Regions from separate parts of the Homo sapiens genome. Here region 1 is linked to region 2. A link is a loop called in an ENCODE intact Hi-C map of the cell type or tissue named here. Cell type or tissue: HCT116. All regions are shown on one strand. Links, peaks and the distances in the headings refer to the core of each region. The heading gives the core; the rest is flanking DNA.

The links. Peaks named below come from ENCODE experiments on the same cell type or tissue, not always from the same donor. Only the 100,000 strongest peaks of a DNase experiment are listed, where the experiment ranks them.
Region 1: it touches region 2 in a loop (4-fold over the local background); 6 of 110 quality-filtered maps call a loop at or near these places.

Annotation. Positions count from the first base shown.
Region 1 is chr4:153,570,700-153,586,094 of GRCh38, forward strand. It overlaps TMEM131L (transmembrane 131 like), which reads left to right. Exons shown (of 35, transcript NM_001131007.2): 8 at 10,127-10,204; 9 at 10,708-10,861; 10 at 12,491-12,549; 11 at 12,865-12,973; 12 at 14,136-14,232; 13 at 14,759-14,912. Among named protein-coding and RNA genes, the nearest start is that of TLR2, 110 kb to the right of the region's middle. In HCT116, for the core only: CTCF peaks have their summits at 3,861 (motif pointing left) and 5,679 (motif pointing left); DNase peaks (open chromatin) are centred at 3,852 and 5,642; H3K27ac peaks cover 544 bases.
Region 2 is chr4:152,838,908-152,854,302 of GRCh38, forward strand. The region is part of intron 2 of ARFIP1 (ARF interacting protein 1); the gene reads left to right. Among named protein-coding and RNA genes, the nearest start is that of ARFIP1, 67 kb to the left of the region's middle. RefSeq lists enhancers at 4,246-5,445, 4,335-4,942, 8,298-8,798, 11,510-11,804, 11,691-12,349. In HCT116, for the core only: a CTCF peak has its summit at 7,986 (motif pointing right); a DNase peak (open chromatin) is centred at 7,964.

The DNA of each region.
Region 1 (15,395 bases), core at 2,218-10,217, 730 kb after region 2:
TGGGCAGTGACGTTGAGATCTGTGCACAGGGTGGTTTCCATTGCCTCTCACTGTGGACTTGCGGGGGCTTCTGAAACCTGCTTCTTAGGGAAGTTTGTTTCCTTTTTGTCCACTTATTTCAACTGGAGTGGTGTTCTCAGCAGATGCCCTGAGGTGAGCAGTTGTTGACACTTTGGAAGTGTGAGTCCATCAGGGCCTAGTGGTGATAGTTCCTTCTTTTTCTGTGTTAGTCGGCTGTTCCCCCAGGACTTGCTTGTTCTCCACTGTTCAATTTAACCAGCTTTTTGTGTTGCTCTCTTTCTTTTTAAATTAGTACATTCCTTTAATTTTTTTTTAACTTTTTGGTCTAGATATTTATTTTCCCTTTAGATCTTTCTCTAGATTTTTTTCGGTGTGTTCTCCCAAAGCAAAAGAGATAAAATCAAGTTCTGGGTCTACTAAAAACATCTATAGTTCAAACAAATCTTTTTTCTGTTTGTTGCGTTGCATAATCTTACATAAGAGATACTCTCCTGTCAGCCCAGTATCCCAGTCAGGCCCAGGCTCGGTTTATCTTGTCCTGCCTGGTTCTCCTTTAATGGTTTCCTCTTTGCTGTGCCTTCTTTTGATTGAGTCCTAAATGCCATAAACTTCTCAAGCATATTCCCTCAGGGCACAAGCAGTAATTGTATCTCCATTGAAAAATGCACTGAGCATTCCACACTCACCTTCCTGGTTTCCTTTCACCTGTCCAGGTTTGTGTAAGGCTTGGTGTAGCCGCCTCAGTCTTTGATGGTAGAGCTCCTTAATTGTTTACTATGGGGGATTTAAGTGTATTTCTTCACAGTTCCTAGAACTCAATCATGGTTTCTTAATTATTTTTATTTTTACTTTTGTTTTAAGACAGGGTCTTGCTCTGTTGCCCAAGCTAGAATGCAGTGGTGCAGTTACAGTTATTACAACCTTGGCCTCCCGAGCTCAGGTGATCCTCCCTCCTCAGCCTCCTGAGTAGCTGGGACTACAGGCATGTACCACCATGCCCAGCTAAGTTTTATATTTTTTTGTGGAGACAGGGTTTCACCATGTTGCCCAGGCTGGTTTCAAACTCCTGAGCTCAAGTGATCCACCTGCCTCGGTCTACCAAAGTGCTAGGATGACAGGTGTGAGCCACCATGACTGGCCTATTTTTTGAGGAACAATTCCAGTCTGCTGAGATCTTGCCTGTCTTCCTTTATTAGAGTCTTTTAAAAGCTCCATTTAGCACAGATATATTTCATTTTGAATACCTGCACAATGAGATCTCAAAGTATCTCCACTTCTCTTTTTATATCTGTTTAACCTGACTTTCTAGATGTTGTTTTCTTTTTTTTTTCCTTTTTAGTTGGCATGTAATAATTGTACTTAGGTATGGGATAGAGAGTGCTGTTTTGATACTGTATACAATGTGTAACGATCCACTCAGGGTAATTAGCGTATTATCACCTCAGACATTTATCATTTCATTATGTTGTGAACATTCAAAATCCTCCCTTCTGGCTTTATTGTAGTCAACTGCAGTCACCCTGTAGTGCTGTAGAACACCAGAACTCATTCTGTCTGTCTAGCTGTAACTTTGTGTTGGTTACCCAGCAAGGTTTGGTTATTTCTTTTTTGTTTTGTTTTGTTTTTTGAGACAGAGTTTCGCTCTTGTTGCCCAGGCTGGTGTGCAGTGGCGTGATCTCGGCTCACTGCAACCTCTGCCTCCCGGGTTCAAGTGATTCCCTTGCCTCAGCCTCCCAAGTAGCTGGGATTACAGGTGCCCATGACCACGCCCAGCTAATTTTTGTAATTTTAGTAGAGATGGGGTTTCACCATGTTGGTCAGGCTGGTCTTGAACTCCTGAACTCAGGTAATCCACCTGCCTCAGCCTCCCAAAGTGCTGGTATTTCAGGCATGAGCCACCGCACCCGGCCCAGTTTGGTTATTTTAAACCATTTCAGCTGTGTCTAGCTCTTGCCTTCCCCTTTCCCTATATATATGGGGTAAAATATACTTAACACAAAATTTACCATTTTCACCATTTGTATGCGTACAGTTCACTGGCAGTAAGTACATTCACAGTGTTGTACAGTCATCACCTCCATCCATCTCCAGGACCCTTTCATCACCCCAAGGGGAAACTCCATACCCATTAAACACCTTCCCTCAGCCACCATTATTCTCCCTGGCAACCACTATTCTACTTTCTGTCTCTATGAATTGGACTATTCTAGGTCCCTCATAGAAGTGGGATTATACAGTATTTGTCCCTTTGTGTTTGGTTTATTTCATTTTGCATAATGTCTTCAAGGTTCTCCCATGTTATATAGCATGTATCAGAATTTTATTCCTTTTTAAGGCTGAATAATTTTCTGTTGCACATATATATCATGTTTTGTTTATCCACCTTGTGGCATTTATGAGTAGTCTTGCCATGAAGATGGGTGTATAAGTATCTGAGTCCCTGCTGTCACTTTTGAGTGTATGCCTAGAAATGGAATTGGTAATTCTGTTCAAGTTTTTTGAGGAACCACCACAGCGTCCTTTCTTTTATAGCCTAATTCTCGCCACAGCGATGCCTGCTTAAGTATAAGCTGTGCCCATGCTACTCAAGGTCAAGCGACGGCAGCCTGCATCACAAAGCTTAAACTTTTGCCGAGCCTGGATCTTGTTTCAGGGCCTGTGCCAGACATGCAGGGCCTACTTGTCATTTGTTTGAGGCCCAGCATCATCCAATTGTATAAAAATAGTTACTTGCCTTTGGACAGAGCCAACATACGCTGCCTGACCTATCAAGGTGAAAATCCCACATGGCTCTGCTGAAGCTGCCAGCCCAGGTTGTAATAGTTAAAAGCTAGTTATCCAGGTGTAAAAACCAAGGTGTTGCCCAACACAGATGACTTCCACTTGGCCAAACCAAAAGTTTAGATAGTACAGGGGTTATCTTAGTCTCCCAATTGTTTTTTGTCTGTCTTTCAGGGTTTCTGGCACATTTCAGGGAGTGGGAGGTAGTGTCCAGTAAATGACACTTCTTTTTTTCTTGAGTTCTGTTCCAATCATGAAATAAAAAGAACTTGAAGTGTTTTAGGGGAAAAAAAATCTCTTAGAAACCAAAGGAGTGTGGTAAAGAGTTATCTTCTAAAAGCTTTAATGTGGGAAAAATGCTTCCCCCAAGCATCTAAATTATTTGTTGTGGAATTTTATTAAATAAATGCATTAATTGTGAATGAGCAAATCAATATAATCTCCCCTTTGAGGCCTACTGTGTACCCAGTGGTTTGCATATGTATCTCATTTAGCACCCATCATATTGCTGTGAATTCAATAACTTGATTTCATAGAAGAGGAAGCTGAGTCTTAGAGTGGGTGGGGAATGTCCCCAGGCTTTTATGGCTGGGGTTTGATCTCAAATCTGTGTTGGCTAAGCACTTGGCCACACTGCCTTTTCTAAAATGATGTGGATAAGGAAAAATGCTATCCATATGCAGTAGCCTCTTTTTTCCTCAAAGCAAACTAATTTCAGCCACTTCCTAGGTTTTTGCAAATGTTTGCATGAGTGGGTCTGGCAGTATAGTTAGATTTTGTTTTAGTGGTTAATATCTGAGGAATAAAAGGGTAGTGGTGGTGGTGGTGGGGGTTGAAACACAATTGCTATTTAATATCAGGGAAAAATAGCTGTACAGTACTTATTAATAACTCAGCTGAGCCTGCTGTTATGCAGGAAACACTAAATTAGGAGTGTGGTTATAGAATCTGAGTGTTATGTGGAAGGCACCCAAGATAGCTCTCATTTTATACAAGATCATTTGCCATGTGCATAATACTGTGTGTGGGGGCCACCTGCTGGAGCAGTCAGATGGCTTATACAGAATCAGTGTTCCAGATGCATATGTTGGCATAAGAGATTTACTTTTTCTTGTCTTTTTGAGATGGACTCTGTTACCCAGGCTGGAGTGCAATGGTGCAGTTGCAGCTCCGCCTCCCGGGTTCAAGCAATTCCCCAGCTTCAGCCTCCCGAGAAGCTGAGATTACAGGCGTGTGCCACCATGCCCAGCAAATTTTTGTATTTTTACTAGAGACAGGGTTTCACCATGTTGGACAGGCTGGTCTCAAATTCTTGACCTCGAGTGATCCGCCCTCCTTGGCCTCCCAAAGTGCCGAGATTACAGGTGTGAGCCACTGCGCCCGGCCGAGATTTACTTTTATAATGACTTCTAATATTTAGCATTCAAAATTGTGAAAGGGGAGAAAGATGTCTGAGAAATACAGAATCTAAGATTGGGATTTGTCTAAGTAATTCTTTCATATTTCATAAGTTGTAGTCCTTAAATAAAAAGGTTTCATGTGGTTATTACCAGGAACATCAAGCCTCTTGTTCATTCTGTCTGGATTAATATAGATTCTCAAATATATTTATTTATTAGGCTGTGCTTTACTCTTGTTGATAAGACATCAGAATGACTTAATACTTTAAGTCTGTTATTTCCTTTCCTGTTTAATTGCACACAGTCCCCCCAAATCACACCCTTCTTGTGGCCCAGGGCACCAGCAATTCCTTAGCAAGTGAAGGGAGATGATTCCTTTCTCTCTAGTATCCAGTTCCCTAAATTCATACTTCTTCACCACAAAACTGTGGAAATACATGACATACAAAAGGAGTTTTAACATTTCTATTTTCTTGACCTTTGCATTTTATCTTGGTATGGTTTTCTAATATATATCCCTGTGTTGATGGATTTTTAGGCCTTTAGGTACCTAGGAGAAACAGATTTGATCTATTTTAATTTGTTAAAAAAGTACTGACTGCAGTTGAAAAACCTGATTTTTTTTTCTGTTTTTCTACTACCTAGCCCCAAGATCTTTGATAAGTCTCTTAACCCCTCCAAGCCACAATTTCCCCCATCTTCTAAAAGGGGATAATACTTTATATGAAATAATATGAAATATATAAACTATATTAATACTTTCAATGAAGACTACTTAAGAAAAAGTTGTTTATAGAGTTACTTTTTCTTTTTTCTATAAAATATCTGATCTGATTTGTTAAAGGAGTATGGGAGGTTTCAAAACTAGAGAATTACGTTTTTATTTGTTTTTCCTGTCTAATCAGCCCAGGCTCACTCTGGATGAGGGCGTGTCCTGTTGTCACACAGTGTGCTCAGTTGGGGACAGTTGGGGAACTTGTAACCCTAGTATGTGGTTGCCCCCTGGCTAACATTTTGGTTAGAGTTTCTTTTTTATCAAGTTAATATTGCTATTGTTTTGTTCTTTTTTTTTTTTTGAGATGAAGTCTCACGCTGTTGCCCAGGTTGGAGTGCAGTGGCCCGATCTCGGCTCACTGCAAGCTCTGCCTCCCAGGTTCACGCCATTCTCCTGCCTCAGCCTCCCGAGTAGCTGGGACTACAGGCGCCCGCCACCATGCCCGGCTGATTTTTTGTATTTTTTAGTAGAGACAGGGTTTCACCATGTTAGCCAGGATGGTCTTGATCTCCTGACCTCGTGATCTGCCTGCCTCGGCCTCCCAGAGTGCTGGGATTACAGGCGTTGGCCACCGCGCCCGGCCCAATTGTTTTGTTCTTTTGAGAAAGATATGGACTTGAAACTTTTTCTTTTAGAAAAATTAGCATACTTCTGAAGGGCAGTTTGGAGGTGCTAGAACTCCCCCTTGTGGGATTCTGAAATATGTCCTACAACAAAAGAAACAAAATAGTGATTTTTAAAATGCCTCTCGCTAATAGAAGAATCTTAATTAAAATGGCAAGTTATAAATATATCCGTCCAGAGATTTACTAAGAATGACAAAATATTAGGCTTTAAATCATAGCAAATTACTCTGCGAAATAGGGTTGTTAATTGTGTCAAAAACTGTTAATATGAGTGTGAACTTTTAACATCTTTTCATTTGAAGAAATATTGTAGGGTAGAGAATTGCCTTGTCAGGTTAAGACCTTAACATAGTTAAATTGTTGTAGATTTCTTAAAAAAAAAAAAAAAACTTATAAATGTGTACTTTAAAAGTGTGTTAATATGATTTTTTTCTTTAAACATTTTTTGAAAGTTTCAGATCAGAAATACACACTGTTAGGTTTTTATTCTTTTATTTTGTAGGCACCGTTTACTATTTTCTGTTTCTTGCCCTTTTCAAGCTTCTCTTGCCCTTTTCAAGCTGATTCCCTAGCATCTGTGGCTGTATGCCCACCTCTATCCACTCATCAGCTGTTTATTGAGTGCTGATGAAGTGATAGGCATTGTGCATTCGAAGCACGAGATGCTTAGAATCTCCTGGCGTAGGTAGACCTTGACCATGTTGTTGTGAGAAGTGTTACAAAAGGTCAGGTAGAAGTTGCTGTGGTGTCTGAGAGGGTATTTAAGCCAGGACATGAAGCATAAATCAGATTTAGCTAGGTGGAGAGGTGGGTGGGTTGGAGGAGTGGGTGCAAGGCAAAGGGACAGAAAATTCAAAGGTGTTGAGGCAAGCAGAGCAGAAACGAGACCAGTGAGGTTGGAGCATGCGCAGGGAGGTCGAGACTAGGCAGGTGCCGGAGTTTTATAGCGACAGCAGAGGATTTGGGACTTTTGCCAAGTGAGAAGTCTTTGAAGAGTTTTAAGCAAATAGTGGCATGACCAGATTTGTATATGGGTAAATTCACTCTTGGTGCAGTGTGGAGAATGGAGTGGAAAGGGCAGAGGTGGATGCAGGGAGACTAAGAGGAAGTTACTGCACCATCATTTTTTTGTGTAGTTTTGTGGTGTTAGAGTATTTATTTTGACTTTGTAGGCTGTACAGTCTCTGTTGCAAGTACTCAACTCTGCTATCATAGCACGAAGGCAATAGTAGACAGTCCATAAAGGAACGGGCATGGCTGTGTTCCAATAAAACTTTGCTGACAAAAATAAGCAGCAAACTGGATTTAACCTGTGGGCATAGTTTGCTAACCCCTGATATCTGGGGTATTTATTAAGAAAGAGGAGAAGTGAGTGGGTTTAAGGGCTCATGAAGGAGGTACAATCAGTATGACTTGGTTATGGATTTGTTTGAGGAGAGTATGAGAAGCTGAAGTGAAAGGGGTTTTCAGGTTTCTGGCTTAAACAACTGGATAAATAATGATAGGGTTGATGAATAATGGTGCTAAGATGAGGCACACAGCAAAGGTGGCCAGGTTGGGGTGTGTGAAGATTCAGGTGGATGCCCAGTCACTGGTTGGACATATAGGTATGGAGAGGACTAAGCTAGGGGAATCGATGTGGGAGGGTTCAGCATGCCAACAAGCTCCCCTGGGAGAGAGTGAAGAGGGCATAGGCAGCATCCAGCATAACTCAGTGTCTGATGGTTAAAGGAGCAACAGCTGGCAGAGGAACCAGAGAGAAAGAAAAACCGAGAGGGACAAGTGGTTCAGGCTGTAACAGGACAGGGGGCTGGTGGCAGCAGGGAGAGTGGTGAACAAAAGGAGAAGTTTCTGTTGGATTTGGCCGTGTGAGGATCATTTGTAACCTTAGTTAAAGCAGTTTCAGAGCTGGGCATGGTAGTGCACGCTTGTAGTCCCAGCTACTCAGGAGGCTGAGGTGGGAGGATCGCTTGAGGCCAGGAGTTTGAGGCTGCATTGCGCTATGATTGTGCCTGTGAATTGCCACTGTGCTTCAGCCTGGGCAGTATAACAAGTATTTTATTTTTTTTTGAGACGGAGTTTCACTCTTGTCACCCAGGCTGGAGTGCAATGGCATGATCTCAGCTCACTGAAACCTCCACCTCCTGGGTTCAAGTGATTCTCCTGCCTCAGCCTCCCAAGTAGCTGGGACTACAGGTGTGCGCCACTATGCCCAGCTAGTTTTTTTTTTTTTTTTTTGACGGAGTCTCGTTCTGTCGCCCAGGCTGGAGTGCAGTGGCGCGATCTCGGCACACTGCAAGCTCTGCCTCTCAGGTTCACGCCATTCTCCTGCCTCAGCCTCCCGAGTAGCTGGGACTACAGGCACCCGCCACCACACCCAGCTAATTTTTTGTATTTTTAGTAGAGACGGGGTTTCACCATGTTATCCAGGATGGTCTTGATCTCCTGACCCCGTGATCCACCCGCCTCGGCCTCCCAAAGTGCTGAGATTACAGGCGTGAGCCACAATGCCTGGCCATTTTTTTTTGTATTTTTAGTAGAGACGGGGTTTCACCATTTTGGCCAGGCTAGTCTCCAACTGCTGACCTCAGATGATCCACCCACCTCGGCCTCCCAAAGTGCTGGGATTACAGGCATGAGCCACTGCACCCAGCCTAACAAGTCTCTTTTAATTTTAAAGATAAATTTTAAAAATTAAAAATCAGTTTCAGAAAGTGGGCTTTTTCTGTTTGATGTTGGGATTTGTTCATAGACAAATTTAAAAATCTAGTTCTTCAGGCTGGTGTATTGGTGCACACCTGTAATCCTAGCACTTTGGGAGGCTGAGGTGGGTGGATTGCTTGAGCCCAGGAGTTCAAAACCAGCCTGGGAAATATGGTGAAGCTCCGTCTCTATAAAAAATACACAAATTAGCCATGTGTGGTGGTGTGTGCCTGTAGTCCCAGCTACTTGGGAGGCTGAGGTGGAGGTTGCATGAGCCAAGATTGCACTACCCGACTCCAGCCTGGGAAACAGAGTGAGACCCTGTCTCAAAAAACAAAAAAATCTAGTTTAAGATTTTAGATTCATTTTACAAATCATATTATTCTATTTAAGAATACTAGCAGATATGAACAATGATTTCTTTAAAAGAGTGTTTAATGTTTGGTCCCATTTACAAACTTAAACTCCTTAAATATTTTTACTGCATTAAAAATATATTTTATTCTTTTTCTTAAAAAAAGATTAAAAGAGTCACGGTTCACTACAGCCTTGACCTCTTGGGCTCAATCAATCATCCCACCTCAGCCTTCCTAGTAGCTGGGACTATAAGCGCACATCACCACGCCTGGCTAATTCTGGTATTTTTTCTAGTAGAGACGGGGTTTTGCCATGTCTCCTAGCTGGTCTGCAACTCCTGGGCTCCAGTGATCCACTGCCTTGGCCTCCCAAAGTGCTGGGATTACAGATGTGAACCACTACTGTGCCTGACCTATTCTTTTTTTTCTGTATTTTAATTGCCTGAATGACAATTGAAGTAGTTTAAAATGTATTCTTTTATAATGTACTTGGGTAAGTTTTATAAATCTAACAAACATAATTGTAGTGATTCTTCTTAGTAATGCATCTTTCCTGGGTTTTTAAATAGGTACTCCCTATTAAGCCAGCCTAGGCTTTGGAGAATGCCTTCTTACCTTGCCAAGATTTGATGTTAGGACTGTGGCTCCCGGGTGGAGTACCTTTTTCTAATCACTATGCCAGAGACATTAAACTTAATGAAAGAGGAAGTCTCATAGCCCATGTCTTTTAGATTCACATACTGCACTGAGTAACTTTTTGCTGTATTCACATGCCTGTAGCCCCCACCCTCCTACCCAAGGTTGTATCCCTTGATTTGATTTTTCATTTTCCTTTTCTTAAATATGTGTTGACATCATCCCAGGGGCTGTTAAGATCTTTAAATTTGACAGAGTCTTGCATTCTTTTTATATGCTTTTGTCTCTTTCATCCATAACTCTTCCCTGTTAAAAATGATAGTCAGTTGAATTTTGGACATCTCTTTTTTTTTATTTTTTGTTTTTTTGGTCTAACTTGAGGGTCATGGTTTCTAGGTCATTGTACTGATGGAAGGCACACTTAGAATTTTGTTACTTTGTAAACCTACTTTAAAATAACAATAGATTCCTGTGTTTAAATAACATTTTCAACAAACATCAGAAACACCAAACTCCAGTGTTCCTGTGTATATTTAGAACATATTCACCTGCTTATAGGTGTAATAAGGAATTTTCATGTTGCCCGAGGGAGAACTTATGATTTTCATTAGAATGTAAGCTCAGTGACAGTCCTGAGAACAGATTTCTCTGTTTAGCTTACTGTTGTGTATCCACTAAAAAGAATAATGCCCAGCATTTAGCAGATACTCAGATATTTATTGAATAAATGAAAAAGTGTAGTTTCTGAATACTTGATAAATTGTTTATTATTAGTGTGAGATTGAGCCTTTTACTTAAAGTTCTTTTCCTCCTTTTTTCTTCTTTTAGGCAGAAACCACTAATACTAGCCTCTTGCAGGTGCAACTGGAATGCAGTTTACATAATAAAGTGTGTCAGCAATTAAAGGTAAAATAAAATGTGTAGTGTTTTCTCTCTGCTTTCCTCCTGCCTCTTTGCTTAAAAATAAAACACAAGGCTGGGCGCTGTGGCTCATGCCTGTAATCCCAGCACTTTGGGAGGCCGAGGCGAGTGGATCACGAGGTCAGGAGATTGAGACCATCCTGGCTAACACGGTGAAACTCCGTCTCTACTAAAAATACAAAAAAATTAGCCAGGCGTGCTGGCGGGTGCCCGTAGTCCCAGCTACTTGGGAGGCTGAGGCAGGAGAATGGCGTGAACCTGGGAGGCGGAGCTTGCAGTGAGCCGAGATCGCACCACTGCACTCCAGCCTGGGTGACAGAGTGAGACTCCGTCTCAAAATAAAATAAAATAAAATAAAACACAAAACAGCATATTCTGTTCTCACACACGTCCCATTACGTTAAATGCTTCTCCTTTCCTCCATAGTTTGAAACCACAAAGTTGAGATGATTTTTTTTTTCCTTTTTTCCTCCTCCTTCCAACCATAGGGTTGTTATCTGGAATCTGATGATGTTTTGCGTCTACAAATGAGCATAATGGTAACAATGGAAAACTTTTCAAAAGAATTTGAAGAAAACACACAACATTTGTTAGATCATCTCTCTATTGTTTACGTAGCTACAGATGAATCTGAGACCTCAGGTAAGGTGGAATGTTTAAAAATTTTATTATATTTTCATCAGTCTGCATCATCATTCTATAGCATTTATGAACAGATTGTATCATAGCAAACCAAGACAAATAGCCTTTGCTTTAATTATTAAGTGATTGTAGTAGTAACTGGTTCTCAACCTACAACTGCTAAGAAGGCTGTATTATTTTGGGGAGAAGTGACAACTGCAAACTATTCTGAGTTTCCTTAGGAATAATTTTTCTTCATGTTTGGAGACAGTAAGGAAATTAAATGGGCATGACAGTTTAATATAAATATTTACAAAGTATTTGAAGTCTTGGGTTTCTTGTTCCACTTTTAATGATTTGCCTAAGCTCATTTAACCACATCATGCTGTTTTGTATTTTAAATAGCTAATAGGTTGCGGTTGTTCCTGGATGCTTGACAAGTTAGGTAGAATTTTAGTGTTCAGTTTTATGAATTTTATCTTTGGAAATGTGTGTCCTACTTATCAGAAATAAATGCATTCATCTGTTTAACTTCCTAAGAACTTTTTTCAGAGACACATTCTGTGATCCATGAAATTCCTAACGTAGAGTATACTAGTATCTTTTGGTTATCAAGACTTCTGAATGTGACTGTATATTTGTATTCATATTCAAGAAAGTATGGTTTTTATTCTTTGGGTTTTTTTGTTTGTTTTTTGGTTTTGTTTCTGTTTTTGTTTTTTTTAGACAGGATTTTGCTGTGTAGCCCAGGTGGGAGCACAGAGATGTGATCTCGGCTCACTGCAACCTCAGCCTCCTGGGCTCAAGCGATCCTGCCACCTTGGCCTCCCAAGTAGCTGGGACCACAGGCGCACACCACTATGCCTGGCTAATTTAAACCGTTTTTTTTTGTTGTTTTTTTTTTTTTTTTTTTTTTTTTTGTAGAGACAGGTTCTCCCTGTGTTGCTCAGGATGGTCTTGAACTCCTGGGCTCAAGCATTCCTCCCCGCTTGGCCTCCCAAAGTGCTGGGATTGCAAGCATGAGCCACCGTGCCCTGCTTTGGCAGTCTTAATTGGTTAAACAGCCTTTACCTTTCAGTCTTCAGAGCTGGCTGTGGTAGTGCTGGATCAGCAGGAGAGCTCTCCTGTCCTCAGTGCTTGGTGATTCTCATAGTGGCCAGTGAACATCTATGAGGGCAGATCCCTGACCCATGGGGACCACTTCTGTGGGTGAGGGCTAAAAGGAAGCCTGAAACCTGAGATCTCAGGATTTTCTTCTTTCCAAATGTGGTTATCCAAATGAGGAAATGAGGAGCTTTCTAATCAACAGGAGAACATAGCTTTATTTGAAGTCGTCCAGTTGGTTAGTTTCATTCAGAAGAGCATTGTGTGACCCTAAACTCAGAATTTTGCTCCTGGTAGTTCCTCATCATTTAGAGGGCTTAGGTTGGTAGGCATTTTTATGAGGATCTTTTTTCTTGTGATTAAAAAAGAAAAAAAAAAAGAAAACACCTCCTAGTTTTGATTTCAGTTTTGAGAAACAAGTTAACATTTTTTATAGAAATGTGTAATGTGGTATTTTAATGATTATATGAAGGTGTGAGAATGAGATGGCTCTGTTTTAATCTCTGATTAAATACTCTGCTTTAATACTCTGATTCTTTTGGACAGATGATTCAGCAGTAAATATGTATATATTACATTCAGGAAACAGCCTTATATGGATACAGGTAATTGTAAATGCTTACCTAAAGTAACTTTTAAAATTGCAAGTGTGCATTTAATTGTAGAATATGAGGGTTTTTCAGGAACAGAGACAGAAGCACTATCTTTATTCTTTTTTGCTTTAATTTAAGCCCATTTGCCCTTGCTTGAACCTCTGTTTGTATGAAGATTGTCAGCATCCCCTCCATATGGTTATGGCACAGATGCTGAGCAGTTGCTATGTATGGCTGGTCTGTGCTATTTATTCTAACGGTTCATTCAAACTGGATAAATACTCTCCCAGCTGAGAGTAGTCACATGGGACTTTTCTTTTATTTCAGGATATACGCCATTTCTCACAGAGAGATGCTCTGTCTCTGCAGTTTGAACCAGTACTACTACCTACTTCTACAACAAACTTTACAAAAATTGCTTCTTTTACCTGCAAAGGTACAGATTTTTAAACAGATTGTCATTTGACTTTTGTTATCTGGTTGTCATGATGGCAACTCTTTCTACAACTACAGATTAGGCATGGTTTCAAAAAAGTGAAGGGAATGCGTTTGATTTCAAGAAGTCCCAGCCTTAGTAGTTCTAAGATAGTATGATGTAGAAACTATTGTTGATGCCACTTTTATTCTGCCACATATGTAGAATTTTGAGTTTAAAGCTTAATATTCTGTGTTGATAACGATTAGGAAGGAAAGCACTGTTAGGTTTTTGACAGGAGTCTATGCAGGCTGTTTTTGAGGGAAAATTGGCAAATCTCTATGAAAATTTAAAATGCACATATTTACTCTTTGATCCTTAATTCTAGTTTTAAGAGTTTATCCTCCAGATATGTATGTATTCAAAACTGTACCTATAAGAAATGTGTGTTTGTTAGGACAGAACAGCTGATCATCTGTGTTCAGATGTGAGAGAGTGTTCAGAAACATGCATGGACAGCGATGCGAGCAGTGTGTGTACATTTAATTTTTTTTTAGAGGATATCTGTGTACTTATACATGCACAGAACACCTGGAAGGATGTTGCAGAAACTGCTAACAGCTGCCTCCTCCAAGATAATTGGGAGTCAGGGTGAAGAAAGGTAGATTTTATTTTCACATTTTTTTGTTAGTGTTTGAATTTTTAAAAACCATATATATAACTTTAAAAAAGTTGGTTATTAGCATCAGAGAGTTAAGAATTGAACACAAGCGACTCAATATTATAACCTAATCAAGGAGAGCTTAAAAGTATTATTTTGATCAATCAGCACTGCTTTCAAATGCAGCCCACTTTTTGCTGGTCAGCTCCCTTTTGCTCTTTAGGTTTTATTCCTTTCTTGCTCGTGCCTCCACACATTTTACTCTGCCAAGTGAGCTTCTTGTTTCACTTTTGTCATTTCTGGTAGAGAAGTTGGTTTTTAAAAGTATGGACTTCTGGATAATTGGCAACAAAGAAGATGACAGGAACATTTGAGAAAGTAGTTACCTTTTATGTCTGATTCACTATTTTAATGGAGACAGAAAAGTGAATAAAAATTTATAAATAAGACATATATCTTTTGTTCAGGCTTAATGAAAGAAAAGGTACTTAAGCTTCACATTTATTTCTTTATACCACAAAGCAGCTACATCATGTGACAGTGGAATTATAGAAGATGTGAAGAAAACAACACACACTCCAACACTAAAAGCATGCCTCTTCTCTTCTGTGGCTCAGGGGTAGGTTACTTCCACTTTCCCTGAAATCTTGTATGGTTGTTGTTGTTGTTTTCCCCTCTAGAAATGGTTTAAAAATATAGTGATATGATTTGTGTGATTCTCTCTCTCACTGGCCTTGCCTCCCCTTGCCTTAGCATTGCTAACAGGCAGTGAAAGGGATATTAGCTGAGTGGGGAAAAGGAAGTGAAATAATTCAGTTTATGAAATAGGTTCAGCATCAGGCATCCAGATGTGTGAAAAGAGTACATATTCACATGGTGTTTCTGAGTTGGCTTCAGGTTCTGGTTTGGTCCTGGCGGCCTCTGTGAGCTGTGCTGGCCGCAGCCTGGTTGCTTCCCCTCGGGCTTCCAGTTGCTCCCTATGTGAGCCAGAAGGTTGAAGGAGGCGATTGCCGAGGTTGTCTCTGGCGCTAGCTTTCATTTAGTAACGTTTTATGATGCTCCTGTTTTTGCAATTAGAGGCTCATAAGAGGGCTGACTGTTGTCCCACACTCAGGCCTGATAGCATGCATGTCGTCTGTTCACAGGTATTTTAGAATGGACTCTTCTGCAACCCAGTTTCACATAGAGACTCATGAGAACACATCAGGACTTTGGTCAATATGGTACCGCAACCATTTTGACCGTAGTGTTGTATTAAATGATGTGTTTCTTTCCAAGGAGACCAAGCACATGTTAAAGGTACATATAGTATTTTTTCCCCAAGTTTTAGCTTATTTTAAGCTTTGTTTAAGGTCAGATGCTGTGAAATTATTTCTATAAAATAATAAAAAATATTCCAAATGCTATGAAGTTATTATTTATATAAAATTTTATGATTTTTAAAACATGTATTTTTCTTTTAACATTTTCAGAATTACTTTTAGGAGACTTCTCTTTCTCTCTTTTTAAAAAACTGTTTTTAAAAGAGCTCAAAGGGACCAGGATATAGCCTTTCAAAATTATTTGCTCTTACCATTATTCAAAAATATTATGTATATGTATTGTTCTAAAAAGATTAGTAAAAATGAGCCTGGTTCATGATAAAATAGTAGGTTTTTTGCAAAATATCACTTACTGAAATTTCAAGATTACTTTTGTGAAATTTAAAACAGTGTCATCTTAAGCATTATTTGTAACCTATCATTTCTATAAAAATATTCCAACTTTTGATCTGGAAATAAC
Region 2 (15,395 bases), core at 3,996-11,995:
CTGTGGGGTTTCTCATAGTTGGCTTTTATTACATTAAGGTATGTCCCTTGTATGCTGATTTTGCTGAGAGTTTTAATCATAAAGTGATGCTGGATTTTGTCAAATGCTTTTTCGGCATCTATTGAGATGATTGTTTAACTTTTGTTTTTAATTCCGTTTATGTGGTTTATCACATTTATTGACTTGTATATGTTAAACCACCCCTGCATCTCTGGTATGAAACCCACTTGATCATGGTGGATTATCATTTTGATATGTTGTTGAATTTGATTAGCTAATATTTTGTTAAGGATTTTAGCATCAATGTTCATCAAGGTATCAGTCTGTAGTTTTCTTTTTTGATTATGTCCTTTCCTGGTTTTGGTATTAGGGTGATGCTGGCTTCATAAAATGAATTAGGGAGGGTTCCTTCTTTCTCTCTCTTATGGAATAGTGTCAAAAGGATTGGTACCAATTCTGTGTTGAATTTCTGGTATAATTCTGCTGTGAATCTCTCTGGTCCTGGACTTTTTTTGTTGGTAATTTTAAAATTACCATTTCAGTCTCACTGCTTGTTATTGATCTGCTCGGGGTATCAAATTCTTCCTGATTTAAGCTAGGAAGGTTGTATTTTTCCAGAAATGTATCCACCTCTTCTAGATTTTCTAGTTTATGTGTGTAAAGGTGTTCATAGTAGCCTTGAGTGACCTTTTGTTTGTCAGTGGTGTCAGTTGTAATATCCCCTGTTTCATTTCTTTGTGAGGTTATTTGAATTTTCTCTCTTCTTTTCTTGGTTAATCTTGCTAATGGTCTATCAATTTTATTTATCTTTCAAATAACCACCTTTTTGTTTCATTTATCATTTGTATTTTTTTGTTGTTGTTTGTTTCAATTTCATTTAGTTCTGCTCTGATCTTGGTAATTTCCTTTCTTCTGCTGGGTTTGGGTTTGGTTTGTTCTTGTTTCTCTAGTTCCTTGAGGTGTGACCTTAGAATGTCAGTTTGTGCTGTTTCAGTTTTTTTGATGTAGGCGTTTAGCACCTCTTTGCACTTCTTAGCACCACCTTGCTGTTTCCCAGAGGTTTTGATAGGTTAATTTCCACCTTGTTTTCATTTTTGAGCCAGTGCTCATTCAGAAGCAGGTTATTAATTTCCATGTATTTGCATGGTATCAAAGGTTCCTTTTGGAGTTGATATCCAGTTTTATTCCACTGTGGTCTGAAAGAGTGCTTGATATAATTTCAATTTCCTTAAGTTTATTGAGGTTCGTTTTGTAGCCTATCATATGGTCTATCTTAGAGAAATTTCCACGCGCTGTTGAATAGAATGTGTATTCTGTGGTGGTTGGATGAAATGTTCTATATGTATCTGTTAAGTCCATTTGTTCCAAGGTATAGTTTAAATCCATTGTTTCTTTGTTGACCTTCTATCTTGATGACCTGTCTAGTGCTGTCAGTGGAGTATTGAAATCCCCCACTATTATTGTGTTGCTGTCTATCTCATTTCTTAGGTCTATTAGTAATTGTTCTATAAATTTGGGAGCTCCAGTGTTAGGTGCATATTTGTGTAGGATTGTGATATTTTCCTGCTAGACAAGGCCTTTTACCATTATATAATGTCCCTGTTTGTCTCTTTTAATTGCTGTTGCTTTAAAATTTGTTTTGTCTGATGTAAGAATAGCTATCCCTGCTCGCTTTTTGTGTGCATTGGCATAAAATGCCTTTTACCACTCCTTTAAGTTTATCTGAGTCCTTATGTGTTAGGTGAGTCTCCTGAAGGCAGCAGATGGTTGGTTGATGAGTTCTTATCCATTCTGTGGCTCTGTATCTTTTTTTTTTTTTTTTTTTTTTGAGACAGCGTCTCGCTCTTGTTGCCCAGGGTGGAGTGCAATGGCGCAATCTCGGCTCACTGCAGCTTCCACCTCCTGGGTTCAGGTGATTCTCCTACCTCAGCCTCCGGAGTAGCTGGGATTACAAGGCACCCACCACCACGCCCAGCTATTTTTTGTATTTTTGGTAGAGACAGGGTTTCACCGTGTTGGCCAGGTTGGTCACCAACTCCTGACCTCAGGTGATCCACCCGCCTCGACCTCCGAAAGTGCTGGGATTATAGTCGTGAGCCACTGCACCCAGTCAGTTCTGTATCTTCTGTATCTTTTTTTTTTAAGATGGAGTCTCGCCTCGCTCTGTTGCCAGGCTAGAGTGCAGTGGCGTGATCTCGGCTCACTGCAACCTCCACCTCCCGGGTTCAAGTGATTCTTCTGCCTCAGCCTCCCGAGTAGCTGGGATTACAAGCACGTGCCACCATGCCCAGCTAATTTTTGTATTTTTAGTAGAGATGGAGTTTCACCATGTCGGCCAGGATGGTCTCAATCTCCTGACCTCGTGATCCGCCCCCCTCAGCCTCCCAAAATGCTGGGATTACAGGCATGAGCCACCGTGCCAGGCCAGTTCTGTATCTTTTAAGTAGAGCATTTAGACCATTTGTATTCAATGTTAGTATTGAAATGTGAGGTACGGTTGCATTCATTGTGCTCTTTGTTGCCTGTGTACTTTTGTTTTTTGTTTTTGCTTTTTAATGTGTATTTTTGTTTTATAGGACCTGTATGATTTATGCTTTAAAGAGGTTCTGTTTTGATGTGTTTCCAGTATTTGTTTGAAGATTTAGAGCCCCTTTCAGCAGTTTTTGTGGTGGTGGTTTGGTAATGGCTGATTCTCTCAGCATTTGTCAGAAAACGACTGTATCTTTCCTTCATATATGATACTTAGTTTCACTGGATACAAAATTATTGGCTGATAATTGTTTTGCTTGAGGAGGCGAAAGATAGGGCCCCAATCCATTCTAGCTTGTAGGGTTTCTGCTGAGAAATCTGCTGTTGATCTGATAGGTTTTCCTTTATAGGTAACCTTGTGCTTCTGTCTCACAACTGTTAAGATTCTTTCTACCTCTGGACCAGCCTGCTAGCCCACATGCTCCGATGTTAATGACATCGAAGGCACCCGTCTCGAGGAAATCTCAACTGCACAACCCCTACTACACCCCAATTCAGCAGGAAGCAGTTAGAGCGGTCGTCAGCCAACCTCCCCAGCAGCACTTGGGTTTTCCTGTTGAGAGCGGGGACTGAGAGACAGGACTAGCTGGATTTCCTAGGCTGACTAAGAATCCCTAAGCCTAGCTGGGAAGGTGACCGCGTCTACCTTTAAACACGGGGCTTGCAACTTAGCTCACACCCAACCAATCAGATAGTAAAGAGAGCTCACTAAAATGCTAATTAGGCAAAAACAGGAGGTAGAGAAATAGCCAATCATCTATCGCCTGAGAGCACAGCAGGAGGGACAATGATCCGGATATAAACCCAAGCATTCGAGCCAGCAATGGCTACCCTCTTTGTGTCCCCTCCCTTTGTATGGGAGCTCTATTTTCACTCTATTAAATCTTGCAACTGAAAAAAAAAAAAAAAAGATTCTTTCTTCATCTTAACTTTGGATAACCCGATGACATTGTGCCTAGGATCTTTTTGCAATGAATTTTCCAGGTGTTGCTTGTGCTTCTTGTATTTGGATGTCTAAGTCTCTAGCAAGGCAGGGGAGGTTTTCCTTGATTATTCCTCTGAATATGTTTTCCAAGCTTTTAGAATTCTCCTCTTCCTCAGGAACACTGATTATTCTTAGGTTTGGTTGTTTAACATAATCCCAGACTTCTTGGAGGCTTTGTTCATATTTTCTTATTCTTTTTTCTTTGTCTTTGTTGGATTGGGTTAATTCGAAGACCTTGCCTTCGAGCTCGGAATTTCTTTCTTCTACTTGTTCAATTCTGTTGCTGAGAATTTCCAGAGCATTTTGGATTTCTAAAAGTGTTTCCATAAAAGTTTCCTGAATTTTTTATTGTTTTTCCTTTATACTATCTATTTCCTTGAATATTTCTCCCTTCATTTCTTATGTCTTTTTTTTTGGATTTCCTTGCATTGGTCTTCGCATTTCTCTGGTCCCTCCCTGGTTAGCTTAATAACTAACCTCCTGAATTCTTTTTCAGATAAATCAGGGATTGTTGGTTTGGATCTGTTGCTGGTGAACTTGTGTGATTTTTTGGGGGGATGTTGAAGAGCCTTGTTTTGTCATATTACCAGGGTTGGTTTCCTGGTTCCTTCTCATTTGGGTAGGCTCTGTCAGAGGGAAGGTCTAGGGCTGAAGGCTGTCGTTCAGATTTTTTTTGTCCTATGGGGTGTTCGCTTGATGTAGTAGTCTCCCCATTTTCCTATGGATGTGGCTTCCTGTGAACCAAACTACAGTGATTTTTGTCTTTCTTCTGGGTCTAGCCACCCAGAGAGTGTATCTGGCTCCAGGATGGTACTGGGGGTTATCTGCACAGAGTCCTGTGATGTGAACCATCTGTGGGTCTCTCAGCCATGGATTCCAGCACCTATTCCATTGGAGGTGGCAGAGGGTGCAATGGACTCCATGAGGGTCCTTAGCTTTGGTGGTTTAATGCTCTGTTTTTGTGCTGATTGGCCTCCTGCCAGGAGATGGTGCTTTCCAGAAAGCATCAGCTGTAGTAATGTGGAGAGGGACTGGTGGTGGGCACTGCCCTAGAACTCCCAGGAGTATACGCATTTGTCTTCAGCTACCAGGGTGGGTAGGGAGGGACCATCAGGTAGGGGCAGGGCTAGTTGTGTTTGAGCTCAAACTATCCCTGGGCGAGTCTTGCTGCAGCTGCTCTGGGGGATGGGGGTGAGATTCCCAGGTCACAGGAGTTGTGTACCTAGGAGGATTATGGCTGCCTCTGCTGAGTCACACAGGTTGTCAGGGAAGTGGGGGAAAGCCGGCAGTCACAGGCCTCACGCAGCTCGCACGCAAACTGAAGGGCTGTTCTCACTTCCACTGTGCCCCCACCAACAGCCCTGAGTCTGTTTCAAGGCAGAGAGCGTGATAGGCTTGAAAACCTGACCCAGGCTACCCACCTTCCAGCTGCGAAAGAAAAGGGCTTGGTTCTTGCATGGCCTGTGGAGTCTGCACACGGGATTTGTGCCCTCCCCTGACTTGTGGCCAGGAGGCTTCTACCACCGTTCAAATTGTTACAAAGTTCAGCTGGAGATTTCCTTCTCACTGTGGAGTTTTACCCCCTGCTCCTCTGGTCACCCTCCTGATGGATCCCTGTGGTACCAGGCAGGAATGGCCTGCTAGGGGACCCAGCGAGCTCCCAGGGCCTTTCTGCTGCTTCGTGTACCACTGTATTTCTCTTGGCTCTCTAAACTTGACTCAGCTTTAGGTAAAATCAGAAACTTCTCCCACGAACAGACCTTCAGCCTCTCCAGTGGGAGTGTGTTTGGGAGAGGAGGCTCTCCCTTTCCCACTTCCGTAGTTGGGGCACTCACAGTACTTGAGGTGTCTCCTGGGTCCTCCGGGAGCAGTCCGCTTCCTTCAGAGGGTCTGTGGGTCCTCTCGGGATTGCTGATTTGTTCTTGCAGTCAATCTGGAGCTAAAATTTACAATGAAAAGTTTTATTAGAATGAAGTGAATTAAACTGCAACATATCAGTATGAGTTATTTGCTTATTCAAAGCCAATAATTTCCTCCTTTGTGAATTGATTGATTGATTTAAATTAAATTCTCTTTTTAAAGATTCCCTTGCAATTATTTTACTTCCTATTGGAAGGCAGAAAAGGAAAACATAGGTTGTCTTGGTGGTCTCTCCTTATTGAATATGAACCTTATCAGTGGGCAAGCCTCCATAGAAGCAATAACCTATTTCACCTCCTTAAAGAAATTCAACATAATACAAATTAATTATTTCTGTTTGTACCTGCTGTTATTAAAAATAAACACATCAGATGACACAAACTAATAGGAAAACCTTCCATGTTCATGGTTTGAAAGAATCAATACCATTAAAATAGCCATACTGCCTAAAGCAGTCTACAGATTCAGTGCTTTTCTATTAAACTGCCAGTATCATTTTTTCACAGAACTAGAAAAAACTATCCTAAAATTCATATAGAACCAAAAAAAGAGTCCAAATAGCCAAAGGAATCCTAAGCAAAAAGAACAAGGCTGGAGGCATCACATTTTGCAACTTCAAACTATAAGGCTATAGTAACCAAAACATCATGGTACTGGTACAAAAACAGGCACATTGACCAATGAAACAGAATAGAGAACCCAGAAATAAAGCATCACACCTGTAGCCATCTGATTATTGACAAAGTCAACAAAAATAAGCAATGAGGAAAGGACTTTCTATTCAATAAATGGTGATGGAATAAATGGATAATCATGTGCAGAAGAATGAAACTGGACTGCTATCTTTCACCGTATATAAAAAATTACTTCAGATGGATTAAAGATTTAAAGATAAGACCTCAAAGTATAAAAATCCTACAAGAAAACCTAGGAAACACCATCTGGCCATTGACCTTGGGAAATAATTTATGAATAAATCCTCAAAAGAAATGGCAACAAAAACAAAATTGACAAGTAGGACCTAATTAAAGAGTTTCTGCATAGCAAAAGAAACTACCAACACAGTAAACAGACAGCCTACAGAATGGGAGAAAATATTTGCAGACTATGCATCTGACAAAGGTATAATATCCAGAATTTATAAGGAACTTAAACAATTGAACAAGCAAAAAACAACCCCATTAAACAAATGGGCAAAAGACATGAATAGACGCTTTTCAAAAGAAGACATACAAGTAGCCAACAAACATATGAAAAAATGCTCATCACTAATCATCAGAGAAATGCAAATCAAAACCACAATGAGATGCCATCTCACACCAGTCAGAATGGCTTTTATTAAAAAGACAAAAAATAACATACTGGCAAGGCTGCAGAGAAAAAGGGAACACTTATACACTGTTGATGGGAATGTAAATTAGTTCAACCACTGTGGAAAGCAGTTTGGAGATTTCCCAAGGAACTTAAAACTACCATCAGACCCAGCAATCCCATGACTGGGTATATATCCAAGAGAAAATAAATCATTCTACCAAAAAGACACATGCACTTGTATGTTCATCAGAGTGCTATTGACAGTCACAGAGTCATACAATCAATCTAGGTACCCATCAATGGTGGATTGGGTAAAGAAAATGTGGTAGATATACATCATTAAATACTGTGCAGCCATAAAAAAGAACAACATTATGTCTTTTGCAGGAACATGGATGCAACTGGAGGCCATCCACCTGTTTTTGTTGCTGCTGAATTAACACAGGAACAGAAAACCAAATACCATATATTCTCACTTATAAGTGCTAGCTAAACACTGGATACTCATGGACATAAAGATGGCAAGAATAGAAACTGGGAACGACTAGAGTAGGGAGGGAGAGAAGGGGGCAAAGGGTGAAAAACTATTGAATACTATGCTCAGTACCTGGGTGACAGTATCAATGGTACCCCAAACCTCAGCATAATGCAATGTATCTGAGTAACAAACCTGCACATGTAACCCCTGAATCTGAAATAAAAGTTGAAATTAAACGCACACACACGCACACACACACACAAAGAGCATATGAGTCATTTACATATTTAATAGTTTTGAATTAAAATAAAACTCAGCCATGTGCTCTCTTAACCCGTGAGTGAAAACAGTATTTCAGAAGCATCATTTGACTATTTTGAATAAATTCCCTCAAGATCTTTTAAGCATCTGTTTACCTCAATTTTGGCTTACTTTTCCCCATTTATTTTTCTGAGGAATAAATAGGAAAATTGCATTTAACTCCAAATTCATTTTTCTATTTTAATAGAGATAAAATTTTATAGAGAAAATAAGTATATTAATATATTTTATAGACTAGTGAAGAGATCTCATATGTAAAACTGAATCATAACCAAAGTTTTCTGAGGTACTTTACTTATATACATGTTTCTTTTATACTTGTTTAAAATCTTATAATGGCTTTTGTTGAATGCATAATGCACTTTTAAAAGTTTAGTCTGTTACATAAAATAAAAGTGGTAGGTTATTACGTTGTCGTAACCTGGCTGGCCAGCTGGTGTCACTGTGGCACAGGCAATGAAATTACAATTTTTTTTTTTTGTTCTTGTTTGTGTTTCTCATTGCAGATATTTGATTTTTCATTTTACTTCCTTTCTTAGTCTGTCCTAAGAGAGGCCCTGGTTAGCTTTACACTCAATATTCACATCTATGTAGAGATGATTTTGTCCTAGCAATCCCTTTGCCAGCAGTTTAGTCATTGCCTCGTATGTTAATGTTTTTAGGTTTGTTCTTTTTTTTTTTTTTTTTTTTTTTTGAGACAGAGTCTCACTCTGTCGCCCCCAGGCCGGAGTGCAATGGTGTGATCTCGGCTCACTGCAACCTCCGCCTCCCAGGTTCAAGCTGTTCTCCTGCCTCAGCCTCCCAAGTAGCTGGGACCACAGTCATGTGCCACCACGCCCGGCTAATTTTTGTATTTTCAGTGGTGACAGGGTTTCGCCATGTTGGCCAGGCTGGTCTTGAACTCTTGACCTCAGGTGATCCTCCTGCCCTGGTCCCCCAAAGTGCTGGGATTACAGGCATGAGCCACTGCACCCGGTGTCTTCTTTTTATTAAGATGGGGCAGCAACAGCCAGATGTGGAGAGGATAATCATCTTAGTATTATCTCAGTTTTTTACAGCAAAAATATTTCTGCTTCTAAATAAATGCATTTTATTTAGAAAATAAAAATAAAATTATTATTTTAAGAATTATTCTTTAAAATTATTCTTTTAAAAATTATTCTTTTAAAAAAGAGTATTACAATTTAATCTAAATAATTCAAATTACTCTGATTTGTAAACTGTGTGTAGTATTTGTAATGGATGCTGTTATAGTGCTGGTCAAAATTAATTAGAAATTTGCAACTCATACCATGAGTTTAAGAGCAGAAGCAAATCATACTAACTCCACATGGTTGAAACTTCTTGTGAATTAATTTATAGTTGGTAGATTTAAAGACATTGCCTCCTTAGACCTAGCTAAAATGGAATTTTTCCCGTGGAAGGCCCAAAACAAAAATCCACTAATGTAGGGTGTTTTTACCTATGAACACTTTCTCTAGCAAAATGTCCATACACAAACCTACCAAATTTTGCATTCAGATTTAGTGAGCTTAGGACCCCCTGAACCCTGCATAAGGGTTCTCAGGTTCCCTGAGTCTTAAGAACCCCCCACCTGTAAGTTTTAAGTGATATCACAGAGTATTCGTTCAGTAGAACTACCTTAGAGATCTCGGAGTCTCACTATGTTATTTTATAGTGGAGAAAAAAGGCCCTTGAAGTTGTTATGGAATTACCCAGTATTAATTAAATAGCTGTACCAAAAGCTTATGTGATTTGACTATAACTGCAGTGAGTGCAAGAGCGCTCTCTTTCATTACCTTATTTCCAGGGTTTGGTAACAGTTTTTGGCACTTACTACCAAAGAGGGCCTTTCAATAAATGGTGAATAAATGAATGTTTATTCACGTAAGAACGAGGACGAGGACTAGAAACCAGATTTTTAGACTTCTCTGAAAAACCAGGGAAGAGATATTGTAATCTTATATTTGATACATCTTGTGTCCTTAATTTCCCTGCATGTGGTATTTGGGTTTGTGAGTGTGAGTCTTTGTTGTTATAGTTTTATTTTTAATGATTTTGTTGAGCTAAGTCGTTTCTTCATTCCCTTGTACTTAGCAGTCTGCAATATCATACACTACGATCTGCAGAAGATTTGGGAAAGAAATACAAGAAATTGTTGGAACACTGTTCCTCCAACTCCTACCCCCACCAGTCACATGTTGTAACTTATTTATCTCCTTTTCCCAAGAGATTGGAATCACTGTTAGGTCAGAGATAGTGTGTATACACAGCACAAGTTTTGGTTCATAGTAGTTGCTCAATAAAAGAATGAATTCTAGTAAATAGACTTAAAAGTTGACATCTTTTCTCCTTCAGCCATCCTACCCTAGGGTTTTCATAGCATGTGATTACAGTTTGTCTCCATTCTATATAGGAATGCAATATAATGTTTCCACGTTACTCACACATAAAAAATGTAGTAGCTCGGTCAATGGCAATAATGATTTGATGGGGGCTTTTTCAGAGAGCCAGTTTTGACCAAATATGTATGTTGATCCCTTTTAGAGGTATGGCAAATGGTTTTCAAGGATTGTTTAACCCATACAAATCTAGATTCATTTTAATACTGTTTGCTTTTCAGCTATAGGCTATACTTTTAATACTATTACTACAAATTAAAATTTTAAGTATATTTTTAATATACACATACATTAAATTAATTCTGGATTGAGAGTCCTGTTGAAAATACAATTCATAATGAAAGGTTGAAGGCTTATCTGTCTTAATTATAATCTGAGAGTGTGCCCTTATTTATAAACAAAAGCTATTAGTAATATGTTTTTTTTTATTTCTTGGAGGAATTTTGTTGAAAATACAATTCATAATGAAAGGTTGAAGGCTTATCTGTCTTAAATTATAATCTGAGAGTGTGTCGTTATTTATAAACAAAAGCTATTAGGAATATGTCGTTTTTAAATTTTTTGAAGGAATTATTTTGAATGTAGATACATATAAATATTTCCACAGTGATAGTATGTGAATGAATTCAGTATTTCTTTGATGCAAGTTGGTACATGATTCAAGCTTTTGAACTACTTAGAATCTAGACTAAGTGGGTGAGGCCAAGAGGGTAGGCAGTGAACCACCAAAAGGTACTTGTAAGTTCTTGTTAAATATTGTTGAATGAATGGGAGAGAGGGAGAAAAGAAGATTGAAATTGTGTGTCTGTGGCAGGCAGGTGTGTGTGTGTATGGTGGTAAATGGAAAAAAATCAATAAAAATGTTAGATTTACTCTCTTGATTAGATGGAATAAGATACAGGAGGATATTGTGATCATAAAGTGAGTTATTAAACTTATTTAAAGTGAGAATCTAGAAGTGTTGCTTCCGAAGTGATGACAAGGTCTAAGAGTGGCAATTTGAGTTTAGGTTGCCTGAGTGGAATATGGGGTATGAAAGATGAAAGGCATTAGAAATGAAGATGTTAATGAAATCTGAGACTAAGGTGTAGATTGGGTTATACTAAGTCTAAAATGTCTTTTATCTGCCCTGACACTTTTTTGGCATGTTGTCCAACTACAGATTCCCAAACCTGATCCAGATTACCAATTTTACGCATTTCTGCAAGTATACGGAGGGAAAATAAAATCACATACCTTTACATATCATTATTACTATCCCCTGTCATTCTGCATCAGCATAGGTAGGCAGGCTCATGGAACAGATTTTAAGTGTTTTACAATTTATATTTTAAAATATAGCAACTTACTACCTACCATAACATTAGTGGACTGTATTTTTAATGATCGGTGAAAACTTTCAGCCTAGACAGCGAATATATCAGCTTGGAAGGAATTGCTAACTGAACATCTATAATCATTTCCTGAAAATGTGCCCACCAACATGCAAAAGGTTAGAAACACCCAGTTTAATGGTGAGAGTTAGGGATAAAGCAGAAGCCCTAGATGTGCCAAAGTCTTCAATAAATATTTGAAATTGACTGGAAAGAAGGTAGATGACAATGTTGAGGTGGGGACGAGGGCAGTGAGGAAGGTGACACACAGGAAACGGGGGGGTTGGGTAGGGGCAGAGTTGCACAAGAATGGAAAGCAGTTCTCTACAACAGTTCCTCAAAATAGACTAAGGATCGCCTGCATCAGAATCACCTGATTTCCTTGTTTTGAAATTCGGATTTCTGGGCTTCACATTCCAACTCAGTGAGAATCACCACACAGCTAAGAGCAATCTGCATTTTTAACAGGATCCTCAGGTGATTCCTACTGAAATTAAGGTTTGAGAACTGGTTGTTTAGAAGTACCAATAGAGAGTTTAGAAAATGCTGACCCTGCCTTCTAACAATAGAATATTGATAAGTAGAATGTTGGAAGATAATCAGTTTTATAAAACTCAAGATAATTGTGGAGAAGCAGAGAGGCCACTTAAGGGGGGTTAATAGTGTTACAGAACTGGGGATGTGGAGGCTGTTGTAATAATAGCTTTGCTTCTGGCAGATACTTTTTATAGACAGCTAACTGTTAAACTAACAAAGGAGATTTTAAATTAACAGAATTCATCAAACATTTAACATAAGTGTTTTAGTTTGTTTCTTTAAAAAATTTATTATGTAGATGCTTTGGAAGGTTTTGTCCCTTTTGAAGCATGAGATGTTACTGAGAAAATTTCTTGCCAAATGAAGTAATAGACACTCTGCTAGATGTCAAGAATACAAGTGGTGAACAAGATAGATAAGCTTCCTGATCTTAGCATATGGTCTTCGGAATGGGAAGAGAGGATATAGACAAATTAATTTTAATACCATGTGAAAAATGTTGTGCTAGGCCAAGTATAGCATGGTCTGAGTACTGGTGGGAGCATGGAAAGATTACCTGAGTGATTACTATATAAGCTGAGGTCTGAAGGATGACCTAGCCAGATAAAGGGTGAAAAATATTCTCATCAGAAGCAACTGTAACAACCCGAAGGAAGTGTGAGACCATAGAACTGGAAATTCATGTTGTTGGAATGGAGAATGTGAGGGCAGGTGTGTGAGAAATGAGGCTAGAGAGATAAGTAGATAGTAGATCCTGCAAAACCTTGAAAACCATATTGAAGAGTTTAGTCTTTACCTAAAAGGCAATGGAGAGCCACTAAATGCTATAAAAATGGGAGTGTCTCAGTTGGGTTCACATTTTAGAAAACTGTCTCTGTCTAGTTTGAAGAATTGATTGCGGGACTGACAGTACTAGAGACATGGGAAACAAGTTCAGTCATCAAGGGCAAAAGAGGAGTGAGACTTAGGACATTCTCAAGGATATATATTTTAAAACAAATTTACTGAACATTTTGTGTTCTTCATGTGTTGGTTTTACACTACAGTTCAAAAGTATTACCATGCTAAATTTTAAGTTCTAAACTTATGTTTTTAATGTCATAATTATAGTAACCTCTATTAAAATATGCAAAATGGAGACGTTATTTTTCACAGCTTTATGAAAGCTATTACTACAAATATTACTTTGTATTCTTTTAAAAGTACCTAAAATGTACAAAAATGTATTTGGAGCTTTTGCCAAAAGCATATTTTGTTTTAGCTTAATTGTTTGAAAAATATTTTTAAAAACTATTAAATACTCAAGCATTATGCTAAAAGCTTGAATAAAAGGTTAACTCAGGTTTATCCCATTTTATTATACACTTGTTAAGCTTGGCCTTGCAAAGTGTTAAACTTTGAATTGAATGTCAGCAACATAAAAATGCAAATTAGGAATTTTATGTTGTTAATTATAAATGGGTCCATTGTCTCTGAAATATAGTCTGGAAAATATAGGAGTAAATTCAGTAGCAGATACTTTATAAGTTGCTAAGCTAGGCACAGACTTATATAACTGATACACTTAAAAAATTTAAGGGTTGGCCAGGCGCGGTGGCTCATGCCCGTAATCCTAGCACTTTGGGAGGCTGAGGCGGGCGGATTGTCAGAGCTCAGGAGTTCGAGACCAGCCTGGGCAACACGGTGAAACCCTGTCTCTACTAAAATACAAAAGAAATTAGCCAGGTGTGGCAGCGTGTGCCTATATTCCCAGCTACTCAGGAGGCTGAGGCAGGAGAATTGCTTGAACCTGGGAGGCGGAGGTTGCAGTGAGCCAAGATCACGCCATTGCACTACAGCCAGGTGACAGAGCGAGACTCCGTCTCAAAAAAAAAAAAAAATTTCGGGTTATGTAAAGAAAGCACATTTAAAATTTTGGTGAACTGTGAGGCTATATAATATTACTTAGAGAATGAGTATTTTATTGAAAACAACAAACTCATAAAATCCCTAGTATTATCTCACAAGTCATAAATTCGTCTCACATAGCCCCTATTATTTTGTGTTTCATTTAGCTGCCAAACCACATCAGAATGATAGTTCTCTTCAGAATTGGAATTCAACCTATTTGTATCATTTTTGGTTAGGCTCCTTCTGTTAGTAGCAGCTTAGGCATAGGAAGGCCTTAGTGATTTTCAGATTTTACACCTGTTTTACCTATAGGACAGTAGAGTTTTCTTCTGGAAGAACTTTTGTTTGTTTAGTAAAGAACCCCAGCAGACAGTAGGGAGGGATTTGAGTGACTGTAATGTCCTCAGCTACAGTTGTCTCCATTTGCATTTAAGATTTTTATTGATATGTTTTGTTGTTCTCATATTGTTAATTGGTTTTTGGTTATTTTGTATAATCTTTGTTCCTTTCTTTTTGCCTGATTGTTTCTCATTATGGTTTGGTGGTTTTCTGTATTGGTGCCGTTTGAGTCTTTTCTCTTTGTCATTTATGTGTTTGCTTTACCTGTGAGTTTTGTATGTTCATGTGTTTTGATGATGGTAAATGTTGCCCTTTTGCTTCCAGGTTTAGCGCTCCGTTGAGCATTTATTGTAGTGCCTGTCTACTGGTGATGAATTACCTCAGCTTTTGCTTATCTGGGAAAGACTTTATTTCTCCTTCTGGTAATTTTGTTGGATATAGTATCCTTGGCTGGACAGTTTTTTTCTTTCTATACTTCAAATATGTCATACCATTTTCTCCTGGCTTCTGTCTCCTGAGAAATCCACTGATAGTCTTATGGGGGTTCCTTTATAGGTGATTAGACACTTTTCTTGCTGTTTTTAGAATTCTCTATTGTTGACTTTAGACTTTTTGACTATAATGTGCCATAGAGAAGATCTTTTTGTATTGTATCAGTTTGGTGATCTGAGAGCCTCCTGTATCTGGATGCCTAAATCTCTTGCTAGACTTGGACAGTTTTCATTTATTGTTATATTAAATAGGTTTTCTAACACTTTCATTCTCTCTTCACCCTCTGGGACCCCGATAATATGAATATTTGGTCACTTTATGTTGTCTCATGTCATGAATACTTTCCTCATTCTTTTTTATTCTTTATTTTTTTCTGATTGGGTTCTTTCAAAAGACCTGTCTTCAAGTTCTGAGATTCTTTTTTTTTTTTTTTTTTTTTTTGAGACTGAGTCTCACTCTATCACCCAGGCTGGAGTGCAGTGGGGCACGATCTTGGCTCACTGAAACCTCCACCTCCCGAGTTCAAGCAATTCTCCTGCCTCAACCTCCTGTGCAGCTGGGATTACAGGCACGTGCCACCACACCCAGCTAATTTTTGTATTTTTAGTAGAGGCGGGGTTTCACCATGTTGGCCAGGCTCGTCTCAAACTCCTGACCTCAGGTGATCCACCTGCCTCAGCCTCTCAAAGTGCTGGCATTACAGGCATAAGCCACCGCACTCAGCCAAGTTCTGAGATTCTTTCTTCTGCATGAGCTAGTCTATTATTGAAGTTTTTGAATGTATTTTGTATTTCAAGCAATGAATTCTTCAATTC